Linked DNA regions of Mus musculus: region 2 is linked to region 1. A link is a loop called in an ENCODE intact Hi-C map of the cell type or tissue named here. Cell type or tissue: left cerebral cortex. All regions are shown on one strand. Links, peaks and the distances in the headings refer to the core of each region. The heading gives the core; the rest is flanking DNA. Region 1 has its middle 110 kb from the start of Impg2. Region 2 overlaps Abi3bp (ABI gene family, member 3 (NESH) binding protein).

Region 1 (5,385 bases), core at 196-5,195:
ATCACTGCAAAGAGAGGCCCATTGGACTTGCAAACTTTATATGCCCCAGTACAGGGGAACACCAGGGCCAAAAAGGGGGAGTGGGTGGGTAGGGGAGTGGGGGTGGGTGGGTATGGGGGACTTTTGGTATAGCATTGGAAATGTAAATGAGCTAAATACCTAATAAAAAATGGAAAAAAAAAAGAATGGAATTGTCACTGTGTCACCTAAGGAACACACTTGTCCCTGGGAGCTTCCAACTCCAGAATTATTGCTTGTCATTGATATACATAACTTAAGCTGTAGGGATTGCTTTCTGTCTGGGGGCAGCATCCAAACAAGCCGACCATTTCCAAGCCCAAAAAGCCGTCCTTCTGTATTTCTTGTTTCTAGGACAACAGAGTTGTTCCTAGCAATTCATAATGAGGTTGTGGCTCTCTGTGGTGGTAGAGAAGAAAATATTAGTTTTGTTTCAGAGCCAGGAACAGCGGCACAGACACGAGCATCATGAAAGCAGAGACGGTATTCAAGTTAGAAATAATTTTGGTTTCCATCCCAAAGGTGAACCAGACTTCCTAAGTCAGTTTCTTCTAAAGACATTGAATTTGATTTGGTAAATGGAGGAAAAGAAAAAACATGTTTTCCTAGACTAAAGCTGTTCTTTAGGAAGATAACTTACACACACACACACACACACACACACACACACACACACACACACACACACAGAGTTGGGTTTTTTTTTTTTTATTTTGTTTGTTTGTTTTATTTTGATTTTGAGGCAGGATCTTGTTGTATGTCCAAGACTGGTCCAGAACTTACCAGTCAGCCTGATCTTAAATTCATGATCTACTCTGAAGTGCTAGGAATACAGGTTTTCTACACAATGTTGGGCTGATAAGTATTTTTATATACTGAAGCAATCACAATAAAAAATGAAAGGAAACAGGTATTATCAATTCTAATTACATTTTTATTTAGTTCAGTGGATATATTAAGATTTTTGTCATGTAATTATCATTTTATTGTCTTCAAAGTGACAATCCACCTCAATGAGAACTAAATGTAGTTCAAAAGCTCATAGCGACGGGCAGCTCAGTGGCTACCCACAGGACAACCCCATTCTCCTCTTGCTTTTGCACATGTATTTCATGCACCATCTTCCTTCCCCCCTCCTTAAAAATACAAATGTCTTCTCAGACACTGAACTTCTTGACTCTGGCCTTGCTTGACCAGAGAGGTTGATGATTATCATTTGAGCAGATGTTGAAGAATTTTGAATTAATGAATGCTCGGATAGGAGAAACCTACAATCTCTTTCAACCTGCAAGGTCTGTGATTCTGTGATCACCGAGAAAGGGATATGGAATTTCCAGTTTGGGAAGACCTTTTTCCATATTCAACATGCTATTCCCATCCATTATCTTTTGATTCGAAATTGACCTCCTCACTGCTTCCCGTATGAACAAATGGCTGATTCTAGAGTGCTGTATAGTTTACAAATCTCTCGAGAGCACGAATGTTTAATGTACATGATTTCTCAGTCTTAACAGTGAGCTCCTGCTGAGTTCTCACACTGAGCTGGCCTCTATGGGAGGAGCTGGAAGGAATAAATCACAGTCACGAGGTCCCAGGGCTGAGGGCTCATGCTATTCCCTAGTTCCTTCTCTTCCTTTTCTCTGGTTTCTGGAATCTCTCACCACATTGTTTGCTGTACATCAAGGTCAACTAACAAGCCTACTAATAAGAAAACCGTGGTCTGACATTGACTCCTGTTTGAAATGCCAGTCCTTCCCTGAAGGATGGATTTCACTGATGAGAAAAACCAAAATGGAAGCTCTCTGAACCTGATGTGACTGAAGCATTAGGAAGAGGAAGCTTTCCTCACTGCTGAGGAGACAATGTCTGCTGATGCTCAGTTCGCGTGCACCACTTGGAATTGTAATTTGCATCAAAAATTCCTTGGACGTCAGCCTACTGCTAGGTGGACACTTAATCTCTGTCTACTCTCTGATTCACCTTTTTGTGCCAGAGTTCTGGAAGAAATGAAGCCTCGTCTGAGCCATTGTTCATCAATTATAGTGCTCTGGCTTTATGGTGTGTGCAGAAATCATAGTGCCTTCAAATGTCAGAAAAACAAATGCTTGTGTGTGATAGGAAGAGAAAGGAGGATGTTAGCATAGTGGGAAGCCATTTCTAGAAACATTTTAGGGAGTTGGTTCTTATGATTCTGTCTATTAAATTTGAAACCATTCCCACTCACTCTTAGTTCTTGCCTGTCCCAAAGAATTTGGAAATTCAGATATTGAATTCCTCTGCACTGAACATATCAGGAGTATCTTCAACCAGCTTCATGTTGCCACCAGAGAGCAGCAGAGATTTATAGGTAGTTAAGGAGTGGCCCAAATACTAATAAGAAATGCTAATAACTGATCTTGATCATTAAATGTGGAAAGAAAGTAGCTGATAGGCAAAATGTTTACCCATAACCTGTCTCCACTCCTTCTCTCTCTGAGGTGTGTGTGCAACTATGTAAGTTCAATGATTGATTATATTAATTGGGGAGTGTTTTCTTTTATATGACTGTAACATGTGTGAAAACTATCCCCTTCTGCCCACCCACCCCATAGCCTGAATGATGGAACTGAAGATAATGACTCAAAGGCTTGAGAAAGTACAACACTGTATCTCTAGACCTGGGCGAAACAATTGATGTTCATATGCCAGATCAGATCTGCTGTGCGATTTTATAAAAAATTTCTTAAAAATGGCTTTAATAAAAATTTAAAAAATGGCTTTAATAATTGCACTTATTTTTTGTATGTGTGAAGCTCTGTGTGTGCCATGGTATGCACAGGAAAGTCAGAGGACAACTTGCAGGGCTCGAGGCTTTCTTTTTGCTGTGTGGGTCCTGGGACTGGAACTCATCATCAGCTTGTTGGCAAACAACTGGGCCATCTTGCTAGCCCTACAAAGAATGCCTTACTAGAATATCACCATACCCATTTTGTTCATTTTTTGTCTCTGGCAGCTTTGTGCAAAAATGGCAGAATTGAATAGTTTTGATTATATAAAGCCATATGGCTTGTACACTTTAAAGTTATTTTTTAAAGTAATTTTGCCATTACTAGGAAAAAAAAAACCCTTGCTCTATATTACATCTGTGTTTGAAATGTAAGTTTTGGGAAGTATGTAGAAGTAGGATCTGAAGAGGGAGTCTGATAACTGTGGCATCAAGTCCCAGGCAGTGAATCGTCCTTTCTCAGTCACATCTAGAGCAATAGTCCTTGCTCTGGGTGAGTCCATTCATAAACAAATGTGCTATGGAGAGCGTGGTGTTATTTCATGGGGCAGGACCTGTGGTCTTTTCCAGATACAAGGTTCTATGACCTTGTGATTATCCTTACTTTGACAGAGTTTACCAGTTACTATATGGAGGTCTTGCTAATCTGGGCTCCTTGACTTGTTTTTTGTTGTTCTCCTGGCTTCTGTCCTTTACTTAGGGCCTTACAGAACTCCACTATGGCTTTCAATGCAGCTAGCAGACTAATTTTTGAAATCTCTTCTCCTGCTGCCTGAGTATGTGCCAAAGGAAAGAAACATTCTTCTTTCATGTTCCTTTTCCTACTTTAGAATTTAATGCTGTGAACTAGAGAACTGTGTAGGTTGTGAAACCTATCAGGGAGATCTCCATCGAACCTACAGTTCCTGGAAATAGTCTTAATTTCACAGGAAAGAATAGGAAATAGGGTGTGGACAGTGTGTAGAGGCTTTACTCTAGATAGACCTCTCTGTCTCTCTCTTTCATCTACATTTGGAGATTTAGAACCTGAGTTCATTGATTTTTTTTTAATATATTACTTTTCAAAATTGAGTAAAAGTATTCAATGTCATGTTAAATATTAATGTAGCAGCTTTGATATTTTTGTTACTTCTTGTTAGAATGTCTTAGTCTGAACCAATATTGGTTTTCAGACTGGGAAAATTAAGAGGAGTATGTGAAATTAAAATATGGTGTTATACATAGATTATATACATTTTTAGTTTAATATATTTTGAAATTACATGTTGGTTTATTAACTTGAATATTCAATTGGTGTGACAGCTAGTTTTGATTGCCAATTTCTTACAATATGGAATTCCCTTATAAGAGTATTTTTTGTTATGGCTTTTATTTTGGTTTTAATTATTTGAGATGAGAGTTTTGATGAGGAATTGTCTAGATCAAATTTGCCAGTGGATATGTCAGTGGCAGACTATCTTCATTGCTTTAACTGACATGAGAAGAACTGCCCATGGTAGGAAGGGCTGTTCTCAGAGCTTGGGTCCTGGACTGTATATGTGTAGAGAAGGGGCTGCATAAGTAAACGTGCAAACATTTACTCTCTTTCTGTGTAGACTGTGGATGTGACCAGCTGCCTTGACTTCCTAGCAACAATGGACTGTAACCTGGAACCATGAGCTGAAATAAACCATTTTTAGCCTAAGCTGTTCTTTGTCAAGATAACTTGATCACAGCAACCGAAATGAAGCTCAAATACCTGGTAACCTAATTACTGCTGAGAAGACATGAGGGACAAAGCAATTGGTTAAATAGAAGATGCTCCTATGGAACTTAGAAGAGCATACCAAATACAAACAGGATCTAATGTAGTTTAAGTATTTACACTCATGAATTCTTTTTTAAGTACAAATATTGTGTAGCCATGATTTTTCACTATTAATGATAAGGTTTGTATTTCTTGATCTGTTCCCCTTTAATTTATAAAACATTCATTGGCAAAAAGGCTTTTAATTTTCCTAGAAATCACTGATCAGGTTTGCACTTTTGATGCCTAGGAGTATTTATAATGCAGATATATAGAAATGTGTCATTGGCTGCATTGTCCTAGGGGTCTTTAAATGTGTGTGGCTAAGTTGACAGCCAAAATCTGTGCCAGAGAAAGAACTCAATTTCGCATGTAGTTGTCACACATGATGTGGACACGAGGCCCTTGATGGATGGGGATGATGCCAGTGGCTTATATCTTACATCTCTTTTGGCACAAGTGTCCAGGTGAGTCCCATTATAGGAACACACCATTCCTACCTTTTTCCAGGACCAAAGATGCATGGGGAAAGTCTGAAATTAGAAGAGCTGAGTTCAAGCCTTTGCTCTATAACCTAACTAGGCAGCTTGAGAGGAGTCTCTTGACTGAGCTCTAGTGTCTTCATTAAAAAATATAGGTAAGACATCTACATCATGTATCTTACAGGATTGAAGAGAGTGACAAAATGCAACCTCAGTAAAATTCCTAGTAACCAATGCAAACCATACTGCTGCTAAAGTTAGAAAGAAGCCAGCAGCCCATGTACAACCACAGCCCATAGATGGATCAATGATCGTGGTAGCTTAGGCATGGTTTA
Region 2 (5,385 bases), core at 242-5,241, 200 kb after region 1:
TAAAAACAATGAATTTATGAAATTCTTAGGCAAATGGATGTATCTGGAGGATATCATCCTGAGTGAGGTAACACAATCACAAAAGAAGTTACTTGATATGCACTCACTGATATGTAGATACCCAAGATACAATTTCCAAAACACAAGAAAATCAAGAAGAAGGAAGACCAACATGTAGATACTTCATTCCTCCCTAGAATAGGGAATAAAATACCCATGAAAGGAGTTACAGAGACAAAGTTTGGAGCTGTGACAAAAGGATGGACCATCCAGAGACTACCCCGCCCAGGGGTCCATCCCATAATCAGCCACCAAACACAGACACTATTGCATATGCCAGCAAGATTTTGCTGATAGGACCCTGATATAGCTGTCTCTTGTGAGGCTATGCCAGTGCCTGGCAAATACAGAAGTGGATGCTCACAGTCATCTATAGGATGGAACACAGGACCCCCAATGGGGGAGCTAGAGAAAGTACCCAAGGAGCTAAAGGGGTCTGCAACCCTATAGGTGGAACAAAGATATGAACTAACCAGTACCCCCAGAGCTCGAGTCTCTAGCTGTATATGTAGCCGAAGATGGCCTAGGCGACCATCATTGGGAAGAGAGGCCCCTTGGTCTTACAAACTTTTTAATGCCCCAGTACAGGGGAATGCCAGGGCCAAGAAGTGGGAGTGAGTGGGTAGGGGAGCAGGGCAGGGGGGGTATAGGGGACTTTTGGGCTAGCATTTGAAATGTAAAAGAAGTAGGTTGGGCAAGTCATGAAGAACAAGCTAGTAACAAGCATTGCTCAGTGTTCTCTGCTTCAGTCCCTGCCTGTGTTCCAGCCTTGAGTTCCTGACCCTACCCCAATTCATTACATTCATTACAAGTAAAAAATTATTTTAAGTTCCTTGTGTGATAGTTCCAACATCTGTGCAACATCAATGTCAGGCTCTATTGCTTGTTTTGTTCTTTGCTGGTGTCGTATCTTCCTTTTTTGTAGTCTCACATTTATTATGATGATGGTAATGGTGATGGTGATGATGATGTGTGTGTGTTTATGGGGATACTTCTGCCACTGTGTACATATCAAAGCCAGAAGGTAGGTTTGTGAAGTTTGTTTTCCTTCTGTCTTAACTTGGATTCCAGAATCCAACCTAGGTTAAAAGGCTTGTGGGCAAGTGCTATCTCACTAGCCCATTAAAAAACAAAACAAAACAAAACAAAACAAAAAACAAAAAACAAAAAACAAAAAACAAAAAACAAAAAACAAAAAACAAAGAAAACCAAAACCGGCATCTTGTATAGGACCGCAGGGACCAAGAAAAGCAGCACACATTTTCTCTTGTTAAGCTGTTTGTGGGATGTATTGAGACACTAGGTTAGCAGTTTGTTGAACCGGGTTTGTAGTTTGTTGTTTCCATGGTTACACTCAGTGCATTATAAGTCTCAATTTCCTTCAACATTATTTTTAAAGTCAAGACTGACTTACTGGAGACTATTTCTTTTCTTTTTTTTTTTCTTTTTCTATTTAACCAGGGTTAGAGTTAATTAAGAAAGGCTTTTATATAGATCTAAGTAGGGGCTTTGAAAGAGAGAAAGATAGAGATGGAACGAGATAGAAATTGAAAGGAAGTGAGGACAGCTGCACCTCTCTCTCTCTCTCTCTCTCTCTCTCTCTCTCTCTCTCTCTGTCTCTCTCTCTCTGTCTTCTCATGACAAAATTTTTTTCCTCCCTCTCTTCTTCCTTTCACTCCATCATTTCTGGAATGGAGAGGTGTTATTTGTTATTTATTTTCAAACTGGGCCTTACTGTGACTTACCATGCCTGGTTTTGAATTCTTACATAGCCTACGATGAACTTGAATTCAACTACTACTGTGAACCCCATATTGGGGCTCTGCTTCTAGTCTAGTCTTTTCTTTTCAACCCCCCCCCCCCTCTCTCTCTCTCTCTCTCTCTCTCTCTCTCTCTCTCTCTCTGTGTGTGTGTGTGTGTATGCTTGTGTGTACTTGTTTGTCATGTCTCCATGCCCCCATGTGCATGCATACAGAGGCTGGAGGAAGTCAAGTGCCTTTCCCTATTGCTGTCTCCCTATTCTCTTGAGACAGGGAACTTCAGTGAATTGACACTAGCAGTTTCCTCTCATGGAATGCTGTCACACCTGGCAACTGTGAGGCTCAGTTCTCCTCTCTCATGAACCACACTTGGTGCAGTTACAAGTCTTTGAAGACTTGTAACTCTTCTTCAGATTTTACACAGAATTGTCGGAAATGATTTTCTCAGTCATGCTCTCTCCTGTTCTAAGTGGACACTCATCTATTACATAATGGCCACCACTCTGTGGCAGCTCACGCGTACCTATCAGAATGGCTTCAATGCACCTAGAGCAAATCTGATAAATGATTGATGGGACCTAAACATTCCTGAACTCACAGAGTCAAGGTCTGCCCAACGGTCTATAAATTTGTCTCAGTTTACCTCTAAGAGTGTATGTCAGGCCCAAATCATGAGTCCCTAGCTCTCGAGGGAGATTCTTTAGGAATTTATTAAAATTTTTAACTAACCAAATTCTTTTTACAAGCAGAAGCATCTTTCCTTGTGTGTTCCTATCTTTTCTTACACTTCAGGTCTTTCTATAGCCTTGGCTTTTATCAATTTTAAATATGATATGTGTTTATGCTTATCTTTCCACTTTTTATTTTCATTCTTATAAATCTGGCAAGGAAGTTCTCTTAAGCTTGTTAGATAGCACATGGAAATTAGAAGTTAAGTGTTTTCAAGAAGGTTTGGAACACACACACACACACACACATACACACTCCTGTATAGAACTGTGGATATGCAGAGAACTTTATTAATGGTAAAATTACTGTAGTTAAAAATTCTGAGTATGGCTTGTGTCTCTGGCTAAATATATCTCAAAGAACATTCTTCCTAATGAAGCAAGGCTAAGAAGAACATGTTTGTTTTCCTGGCTGTCGTGCCTGCCAGTTCCCCTGCCCTCTCCCACTCTCTCTTTTGTTTTCTGTTGTCTTGGTTGATTTATCATTATAGTGCAATCCACGTGTTTCCAATTAGGACTAATTCTATGATAAATCCCACCAACGCTAGCGAGCATGTATTCAGAACTCTGGTACAAACACTGTCTCACGAGCTGACCTATGAGCCCTTCGCCCAGGATGGGAGCCACACATGATTCCCCTTGGCAGGTGGCTTCCCATCTCGGGGCTTTTCCACATTTGTCTGCTGTTGCTCCGTGCTCACCGGCTGCTCTTCAGTCTTCTTTGCTGATTCATTCTCATCTAACCGGTTCCTTAAACTGGAGCGTCTCAGGATGGCGACATTGGATCTCTTCTCTTGTGTCCTAATTCTCTTGGTGATCTCATCCAGTCTCATGATTTTAGAACAATCTAAATACAACAAGCTGAAATTTCCTATCGCCAGCCAGGATCAGATCCATTGAACCGACTCCCCATTTAATATCTCTCCTTGGTTTTCTGACACCTAAGATCCAGCATATCTCAAGTGAGGTTCCAGAAAACATTGTACCCTAGCCTTTCTTCTGCTATGGTCTTTGCTAACTCCATTAGATACTCTGCCACCTTTCTGTTAGCTCACCTGAAGACCTCTAAAGACATCTGAGACTCTTTCCATTCTTCTCTCACGCATCAAATTCAGTGCAGTTACAAGTCTTTGAAGTTTTCTTTTTCAGATTTTACATGGGAATGTTTTTCTTTCTTTCTTTTTCTTAAAACTTATTCTTCTCTTACAATACATCCTGATGGCAGCCTCCCCCTACCTGCATTCTTCTCCTTCATGCTCCACCTTCCATTTCCCCAACATCCACTGCTCCTCCAGTTCCCTTCAGAAAAGGGTAGGCCTCCCAGGGATATCAGCTGAACATAGCATAACAAGATGCAGTCAGACTAGGCACAAATCCTCATATCAAGTCTGGACAAGGCAACACAGTAGGAAGAAAAGGGTCCCAAAAGCTGGCATAAATAAATAAATATCAGAGATACCCTAAACCCCCACTGTTAGGAGTTTCACAATAACTCCAAGCTAAACAACCACAACTCACATTCAGTACATACCTAGTACAGACTGATGGAGGTTCTGTGGTTGCAGCTCCAGTCCCTGTAAGTCCTTGCGAGGGCTGCTTAGTTGATTCTGTGTTCTCCTGGTGACCTTGACACCTCTTCCTCCTCTTCTGTGGCTAATAAAAGAAAATCTCCAGCACAAGGGGGGGAAACTACTCCCTAGAAAAAGCAAGAAAGTAATCTTTCAACAAACCTAAAAAAAGACAACCACATGAACAAAATCCCAACTCTAACAACAAAAATAACAGGAAGCAACAATTACTTTTCCTTAATATCTCTTAATATCAATGGACTTAATTCCCCAATAAAAAGACATAGACTAACACTGGTTACATAAACAGGACCCAGCATTTTGCTGCATACAGGAAACCCACTTAAGGGACAAAGACAGATACTACCTCAGAGTAAAAGGCTAGAAAACAATTTTCCAAGCAAATGGTCCCAAGAAACAAGCTGGAGTAGCCGTTCTTAATATTGAATAAAATCAACTTTCAACCAAAAGTTATCAAAAAGACAATTTGATAATTCATACTTACCAAAGGTAAAATCTACCAAGATGGACTCTCAATTCTGAACATCTATGCTCCAGATGCAAGGGCATCCACATTCATTAAAGAAACTTTACTAAAGCTCCAAGGGAATGTTTTTCTTAGTTATATTCTCTCCTATTCAAAGTAGACACTCATCTATTATGTTATTGCCTTCATGCTGTGACAGCTCACATGCTCCTTTCAGAGTAGCTTCAATGCAGCACCCAGAGCGAATCTGATAAACAAATGATTGGTGAGACCTAAACATTCCTGAGCTCACAGAGTCAAGGTCTTCCCAATGGTCTATACATTTGTCTCAGTTTACCTCTAATGGCTTCCTTCCCACATGTCTTCTCCAGCCATGTTCCTCTCTCTGGAATTCATGTCTCATGTTCCTTTCACCTTGAATGTTCTTCTTTGACATACCTGAATGATTGGCCCCTTAACTTCCTTTGTGCCTTCTCAAGCAGAGGCTGTGCGTCTGCACGCAGTCACCCCTCCTAATCAGCTTCCAGCTCCATTTTCCTTCATGGTGTTTTCCAAAGTCTGCACTTGTCAGATTGCTTAGATTATGTGTTGGTAACTATCTCAACTCCTGATGGCTTGAAAACAACAGAAGCACATGTATTGCTCAATCACATGTTTATTAATATGACTCGCTTTCTGTTCTTTGTAATAACCAGGACCAAGGCTCCCCCTGGTCAGTGTATTCTGGCCAGTGCAGGAGGGAACGCTAGGAAACGTTCTTACACTAACAGTTCTCGATGCTA

What was found. Hi-C counts contacts between places; a loop is a spot of excess contacts. Peaks named below come from ENCODE experiments on the same cell type or tissue, not always from the same donor. Only the 100,000 strongest peaks of a DNase experiment are listed, where the experiment ranks them.
Region 2: it touches region 1 in a loop (2.6-fold over the local background); 5 of 42 quality-filtered maps call a loop at or near these places.

The regions. Positions count from the first base shown.
Region 1 is chr16:56,309,147-56,314,531 of GRCm38, forward strand. No RefSeq gene overlaps it. Among named protein-coding and RNA genes, the nearest start is that of Impg2, 110 kb to the left of the region's middle. In left cerebral cortex, for the core only: a CTCF peak has its summit at 2,344 (motif pointing right); a DNase peak (open chromatin) is centred at 2,337.
Region 2 is chr16:56,511,490-56,516,874 of GRCm38, forward strand. All of the region lies in intron 1 of Abi3bp (ABI gene family, member 3 (NESH) binding protein), which reads left to right. Among named protein-coding and RNA genes, the nearest start is that of Abi3bp, 36 kb to the left of the region's middle. In left cerebral cortex, for the core only: no CTCF peak of the experiment used is centred there; a DNase peak (open chromatin) is centred at 3,318.